Regions from separate parts of the Mus musculus genome. Here region 2 is linked to region 1. A link is a contact called in ENCODE POLR2A ChIA-PET data. All regions are on one chromosome and are shown on one strand. The core of a region is the stretch at or near the end of the contact, and the rest is flanking DNA. Distances in the headings are between cores, read along the strand shown. Region 1 holds the start of Proca1 (protein interacting with cyclin A1). Region 2 holds the start of Pigs (phosphatidylinositol glycan anchor biosynthesis, class S).

Region 1 (3,681 bases), core at 1,122-3,621:
CCTTTGGAAGAGTAATCAGTGCTCTTAACCGCTGAGCCATCTCTCCAGCCCCGTTATTAGCATTTTCTAGGCTGGAGTCCTTACTAGAGATAATAGGTGTAGTGGGGGCATGTAGCGATTTGGGGATTGGAGCCCCTATGGGGATTCTGTTCATTCCTGGCTCCTAAAACAGGGCTCACACTGGCTGACGTCTCAGAGATCAGGTTTTGGAGACTAACTATATCTTCTAGATTCTCTGGGTTAAAATCTGAGTAACTACCCTTTCCTTGCTGTTTTCTTTCCTCTCTGTCTCCCTCTCCCTTTCTTCTTGAGGTAGGGTCTCTTGTAGGCCAGCCTGACCTCAAAATTACCATGTACCTAAGTATTGTGTGACTGTGTCCCTAGAGAGACAATCTATTTGTCCCAGATAGAGAACTGATGGTAGACTAAAGGATACATATCTAAGTCCAACTTGGAGAAGCAATGAGTTTAATTGGGTTACTTACAGGGATATGGGTGAGGGGCTGCGTACAGAAGCAGAAATGACTCAAAGACGGCTGCATCACCGAAAGCCACTCCAGTATGAGTGACAGTTTATGAAAGCTGGAAATGAGGAGCACACTGCACAGCCTGCGGACAACTGGGCAGATCAGAGGGGCTTCCAGCCAGCTCAGCTTGTCTGAGAGTGTCTCTCAAGCAGTCCTGACTGCTTAAATATGCTTGGGGGAGAAGGGGTCTAGTACACCTGCTCAGTTTCAGGGATTTCCTGAAGCCTTTGAGTTGTTTACTTCCTGAGCTTAAGGAACTTTCCTGAAGGGGAGAATGTTTGATCTCCCTGCAGAACCGGCTGTGTGACCTTTCTATCATGAAACACTCAGAATTCTGAATAGGACTTTGGGTTATGATCCTCCCCAGAAATCCTTCACTGCACTTTCTGTACTACAGGAGCCAGGCCACTGGTACAGACACTTCTGGCTCAGTCCCAAGTCCTGTAACCAACACATATGACATCATTAACAACAGGGTCTTACCATTCAGTTTTGGAATGTTGCTGACAGCAGTGGTAAATAGCCCTATTGTTCTAGAGGCTTCCCTGACCAGCAACTCTAAGGAAGTAATCCACCCTTACTACTAGGGGGTTATATTTATTTATTTTTGAAACAGGGTTTCATGGTCAGCCCCAGGTGACCTGAAACTCAGAGATCTGCCTGCCTCTGCCTCCCAACAAAGGCACACAGGCCCATGCCACCACATCCGGCTTTCTCCCCTACCCCCCCCCCTCTTTTTTTTTTTTGAGTCCTGATCTTGGCTCTCCTGGAGCTCACGATGAAAATCAAGCTGGCCTCGAACTCAGAGATCTACCTGCAAGTGTGTGGATTAAAGGCAAACATCACCATGGCCAGCCTATCCTCTGCTTTTTGAGGTACACCTATTCTGGCTTTGGAAGCTGATTGGAGGTAAACTGAGAGATGTGACGTGAGGGATATCTGTGAAGCAGCTCTCATTCATTCACATCGTCTTGTACAGAGTTGGTTAACCCAGTGTGCATGTGAGAAGTCACCTCAATACTCAGTTCTCCCAGGGGCCTGCCCGAATGTGTAGTCCCATGAGGTGCATGTATAGGACAGTTGCACATATACTTTTTTGTTTTGTTTTGTTTTTGTTTTTCGAGACTGGGTTTCTCTGTGTAGCCCTGGCTGTCCTGGAACTCTCTCTGTAGACCAGGCTGGCCTCGAACTCAGAAATCAGCCTGCCTCTGCCTCCCGAGTTGCTGGGATTAAAGGCGTGCGCCACCACCACCCCGCACACATGTACTTCTTATGTTAGATCTGTGTAGACTTTTGGCGTCATCGTGTGTGATATACGAGTGAAGTGTGGACGCTGTGTTTGAGCAACGTGAAGGTTTCCTACTGGGATGGAGTTACCACGAATGTAAGTCACCTTACTTTCTCAACAGGAAAATAGGGCACTGTGGGGCCTAGGGATTGGGAGGAAATCTGAAGGGTAGATCTGAGGGGGATGGGTCTGGCGATCCGGGGTTAGGGGGCTTTAGGGTGTACTATACACAGTGGAGGAGGGACTTGTCACCAAGGAGACGCAAAGCCAGGATACCTGCAAGGACATACGTTCATGAAGATTGGTCCCTGGCTAACCTCCAGAAGGCGTGGCGGTCCTGGTGCTAGAGCTTGAATTTGGAAGGGGCGGGGCCAGCAACTGTTGTGGGCGGGGCTCTGGGCTAGAGTTTTCTAGAAGCAGGGACCAGCAAGGTGCTAAGTATGGGACTGAGTGCTGGGTCTGTAAGGTAAAGGTAAAAGCCCGTACTGGCGTTAAGGGTGTGACGAAGGGACTGGAAGGAGCTGGAGATCCCGGATGAAGAACCCGACTGACGCTTAGACCCGGGCTGGAAGACCTGAGGGGGGGAGGCGGGCGGGGGGTTGGGCAAGCATGAGGCGGAGCTAGGGGCTGGACTGGAGCTTACAGCTGGGCCGAGGGCTCGACCAAGCTGAGGTTCAACGTTGAACTCTGCGAGGTAGGGTCCTGTGGAAGAACTGGGCTGACAGCGATGTGGGTCAGGACGACAATAACGGTTAAAAGATGGACTGAGGAAAGGTCTGGCCGCAAAATTGAGAGAACCGAGAGAACTGGTAAGGGGCGGGGCAGAAGGATGGGGGCGTGGCTGGGCGTGGCTCTGGAAGTTTGCTTGACTTGGCTTCCTCCCGACCCAGGCTCAGCTCTTGAGCATTAGGCTGCAACCTCTGGCCTGGGCTACCGCCCCAAAGGCGCTAGGGTTCGGTAGAACCCTTGGCCCAATGCTCATCTGGGCTCCAGGGCTGGGCGGCCAGTTCCATTGACCTTGAGGGTGGGAAAGCGTCTGAGTATTCCACAAGTGACATCATAATCACCTCCAAGTGCCTAGCTAGGAGACATTTCCCAGAACAGGGCTCACTGGCCTCTCTTGCACTCTCCTCTCTCTCTCTCTCTCTCTCTCTCTCTCTCTCTCGCTCTCGCTCTCTCGCTCTCTCGCTCGCTCTCTTTCTCTCTCTCTCTCTCTCTCTCGCTCTCTCGCTCTCTCGCTCTCTCGCTCTCTCGCTCGCTCTCTCGCGCTCTCTCGCTCTCGCTCTCTCTTCCTTTTTCTTTCTTTCTTCCCTCCACACACCTTTTGTTTTGTTTTGTTTTGTTTTTTCGTTTTTTTTCGGGACATGGTTTCTCTGTATAGTCTTGGCTGTCCTGGAACTCACTCTGTAGACCAGGCTGGCCTTGAACTCAGAAATCCCCCCTGCCTCTGCCTCCCAAGTGCTGGGACTAAAGGCATGCGCCACCACTGACCGGCTTTTTTTTTTTTTTTTTTGTCCCTCCACACACATTCTTTTGGCTGCTCTAGTGCCTGTCCTCTGGGCCTCAAAGGAAGGGAGGGGTTTTGCAGGATAAGGAGGATCCTCTACAAATAAATGTGCATTTTGAGTTAGGTCCCTGCTACCTGTCCCAACGAAGAGACCACATGCTTTTCTCTTCCTTTCAAGCTATTACCATCTTCATTCTGCCACAGGAGCTCTGGACCGACTGCCTTGATCACCGCTCCCCTCTGTCCTCTTTGGACAAAGAGGCAGACTATCTCTCCAAATCCCACTTCTCGTTGATCCTTCCTGTTTTCCCTCCCAAACAGCTGATGTTGTCAACATCTATTAGGAGTATTAGTGGAAG
Region 2 (3,798 bases), core at 440-2,939, 130 kb after region 1:
TAGCAAATAAATGAGAGCAAAACACAGCACACCGCTCTGTCTGTCTGTCTGTTGCACATACCAAAGTCTACCTCCATGTGTGCGACCTCTTGCTGATCCTATCTCAGAGCCCCTCTGATTGTGGTGGTGGTGGTGAGGTGAGATCTGAGTTTTCCTGAGCTTCAAGTTTTGTGGAGGAAGGGTTCACCTGGCTCACCATCCCTAGCTCAGGCTCCTACCTGCTGATTTCCAAAGCTGGAGTTGTTGTTAGAGGGCCTGGGGGTGGAGAGGAGGGTACAGGTCTTCCAGGGACTGACACATTAAAGGATCCAGCAGGATGAGAAACTCCATTTTGTGCAAGGCTCAAAGGGGACAAGCAGGGATCAGAGTGGGCCAGTTCTCCTCCATCTCTGAAGAATGTGCACTTAGGTCTTTTCCAATAAGGAAACCTTCCAAGCCTCGGGGCTACAGAGCTGAGTGTCTAGAAGCTTGCCAAGGGCTATGACCCACTTCCATGTAGAGAAGGGATTCATCGGAGGGTTCTGGACTTGTTAGAACTGATAGGGCTTTGTGGTGAATGATTACCCCTGGGCTAGAGTGTGAGGTAGGGTGACACTAGACAGATGTGCACTGGAAAAGTCATTGATGTTCTGCTCTGTGTGGCCTGACCTTATAATCAAAGCAGCTAACTCAGCAATTTCCATATGCTTCTGCCAGGCACTGTTCTTCTAACCATTATTATATGCATTAACACAGCTCTGTAAAGTAGGTACCATTGTACTTTTCATAGGAGGAAACAGGCTTCAAAGAGAGGCTGAGAGGCTATTTAGGATTCGAACAGCAGGCATTACTATATAGAGGCTGTGCTCAGGAATTTTTCAATGAAGCATCCTCAATCGCTCGAATTGGAATCGATTTTTAAATCCTAGTCTATAGTCTCGGCTAGTTGGGAGGCTGAGGTATCAGACATTAGGGACAGGATCACTTTAACCCTCTGGATCGTATAGGGAGATCTGTCTCAACATTAACTAAAATAAAATTAATCACATAGTAGCCAACCATGCTAAAAAGTTACCGTTTTGTCAGTTTTATCTTTAAGCTTTGAAGAGCTGGTGCTCTGAAGAAAAGACCTATGTTAGAAATGACATTAGGGGCTGGTGAGATGGCGCAGGGGGTAAGAGCACCCGACTGCTCTTCCAAAGGTCCGAAGTTCAAATCCCAGCAACCACATGGTGGCTCACAACCACCTGTAACAGAGATCTGATGCCCTCTTCTGGTACGTCTGAAGACAGCTACAGTGTACTCACATATAATAAATAAATAAATCTTTAAAAGAAGAAAAAAAAAAAAAAGAAATGACATTAGAAAACTTTTCGGGAGTCAGGTTCTTGATAAGCTCGACTTCATTTAAGTAAATATTCCCCTTCCGCTGAACGTGGTGGTGCATGTAATCCCCTGCATTGGAGAGGGCCCAGAGTCCGAGGCCAGCCTGGGCTACATGGAGATTATCGCCTTCTCTAAACTGGCGTTGTAGAGCTAAACAGTACCAGGTGCACTCAATGAAAAGCCAGGGTCAGATTGAAAGTGTAGCCGAGCGCGTACCCTCTCACGGGCTCCGCCTGCGCACTGGCGTGCGTCAGCAGTGTTGCTCGTGATTGGCAGCGGTCGCGCACCGTGGTCCCGCCCCCTCATTCTGGAGTTTCCGATTGGAGAAAGCTCATGAGGCCCCGCCCCATCGGCGACCTGGGCAGCCGGAAGGGACCATGGCGGCCGCAGGAGCTGCGGCCACGGACCTAGGTGCGGTGGATTTCAGGTGGAGGGCGCAGTGGGGAGGTCTCGCGGGCAGAATGTGTGGGTGGGGCGCGAGAAGCCTGACAGCTCCCTCCAGCCTGGGGTTGGGGGTCCGCCACGCGGGAGCGGCTTGCTCGGGGTTCCCGGCCGCCCGCACTCCTCCACGATCCCGGTGTGGCGGGCATCGCACCCTAGTTCCCGCGTCTTAGTCGGCCCTCTGTGCCCTCAGAGGTGGTCCGGGGCAAGCGTTCCGCGCTTTTCTTCGCCGCGGTGGCCATCCTTCTGGGACTGCCGCTCTGGTGGAAGACGACGGAGACTTACCGGGCCCCATTGCCTTACTCAGACATCAGTGGGCTGAATGCTCTGCTGGTGAGACTGGGTGGGGAGAACCGGGGCTGGGGGACCGGGGGGCAGCCCAGCTGTAAGGTGCAGACATTGCTAAAGACCCCGATGCCCCTCATCCCTCGCGCAGCTCCGGCTCATGGTGCCAGTCACAGTTGTGTTTACTCGGGACTCTGTGCCCCTGGACGACCAAGAGAAGCTACCTTTCACCGTTGTGCATGAGCGAGAGATCCCTCTGAAATGTGAGTTCCCATGAAGAGGTGTCAGGGCTGCTTTTTCCATCTGAGCCAGGCCCAAAACCCAGAGTTGGAATGCATAGGAGGGGCGAGGGCGACTCATAACTTACTTTAAAATGTTTTATTACATTTACTTAGTGTGCGCGCGCACATGTATGTTTGTGTGGATGTCTGTGCTGTGGAGCATCTTGTGGAGGTCAGAGGATCACTTGCGAAAGTCATTTCTCCTCCCACCATATGGGTCCTGGTCTTGGGGATCCAACTCAGGTCATCAGGCTTGGTATCAAGAGCCATCCGCCTGCTTCCCCCAAATCCTAAGAAAAGAGATCTCCTTTGGAATGTTCACTTGGGGGTTTGTGTTAGTCTAAAGTACAGTGCCTGTCCTTATGACAGTGATTTATGTCATACGGTAAATTATGCCACCTTATCCTTAGCAATTGATACCCATCAGTGCATAGGGAAAGCAGGTTGTAGCTGAAAGAAAACGGGAGTTTGAAGTTACATCGGATGTGTATTCAGACCTTTGTCATTTTAACATCACACACTGTATTGTTAGGCACTTTGTTAGGTACCAAGAACTTGAGGGTGAATAATAAATTGGTAATATTTTAAAGATGTTTATAGTTAACATCAGAAAGAAAGAAACTAGCAAAATACTGTAAGGCAGGAGGTTTGGTCTCGTGGTGGAGTCACGGGAGAGCCTGAACTCCATTCTCACCTGCCGGGGAGTAGAAAAAGGTGCAGAAGGGCTTGGGCAATGTGATTTTTGAGGTTGGGTGTTTCTGGCTTTTTGAGACAGGGTTTCTTTGGGTAGCCCTGGCTGTCCTGGGTCTTGCTGTGTAGACCAGACTTGCACCACACCTGGCAAGGACTCTGATCTTTATTGGATGCATAATCTCATGTTCAGTTTTGTTTTTTCATCAGTATTTTTTTTTTTTTTTTACTAAATGATTTAGGTTTTATTTCGGTTTCATGTGTTCTTTTTTTTTTTTTATTTTAAATTACGTATTTTCTTCAATTACATTTCCAATGCTATCCCAAAAGTACCCCCCCCCTACTCCCCTACCCGCCCATTCCCATTTTTTGGCCCTGGCATTCCCCTGTACTGGGGCATATAACGTTTGCCTGACCAATGGGCCTCTCTTTCCAGTGATGGCCGACTAGGTCATCTTTTGATACATATGCAGCTAGAGTCAAGAGCTCTGGGGTACTGGTTAGTTCATAATGTTGTTCCTCCGATAGGGTTGCAGATCTCTTTAGCTCCTTGGATACTTTCTCTAGCTCCTCCATTGGGGGCCCTGTGATCCATCCAATAGTTGACTGTGAGCATCCACTTCTGTGTTTGCTAGGCCCCGGCCTAGTCTCACAAGGGACAGCTATATCACCGTCCTTGCAACAAAGGCTTGCTAGTGTATGCAATTTTTTTTTTTTTTTTTTGATGTTAGAATGT

What was found. ChIA-PET counts read pairs that join two places held with the same protein, here RNA polymerase II (POLR2A).
Region 2: POLR2A ChIA-PET joins it to region 1 with 13 read pairs in embryonic stem cell. The contact joins the promoter of Pigs here to the promoter of Proca1 in region 1. POLR2A ChIA-PET finds 5 or more read pairs at or near these places in 4 of 5 experiments (Patski and embryonic stem cell).

The regions. Positions count from the first base shown.
Region 1 is chr11:78,192,331-78,196,011 of GRCm38, forward strand. It overlaps Proca1 (protein interacting with cyclin A1), which reads left to right and starts at 2,372. Exons shown (of 4, transcript NM_001368876.1): 1 at 2,372-2,624. The coding sequence starts at 2,543.
Region 2 is chr11:78,326,733-78,330,530 of GRCm38, forward strand. Pigs (phosphatidylinositol glycan anchor biosynthesis, class S) reads left to right here and starts at 1,690. Exons shown (of 12, transcript NM_201406.1): 1 at 1,690-1,776; 2 at 2,000-2,139; 3 at 2,243-2,354. The coding sequence starts at 1,743. Aldoc (aldolase C, fructose-bisphosphate) reads left to right here. Exons shown (of 9, transcript NM_001303423.1): 9 at 1-1,049.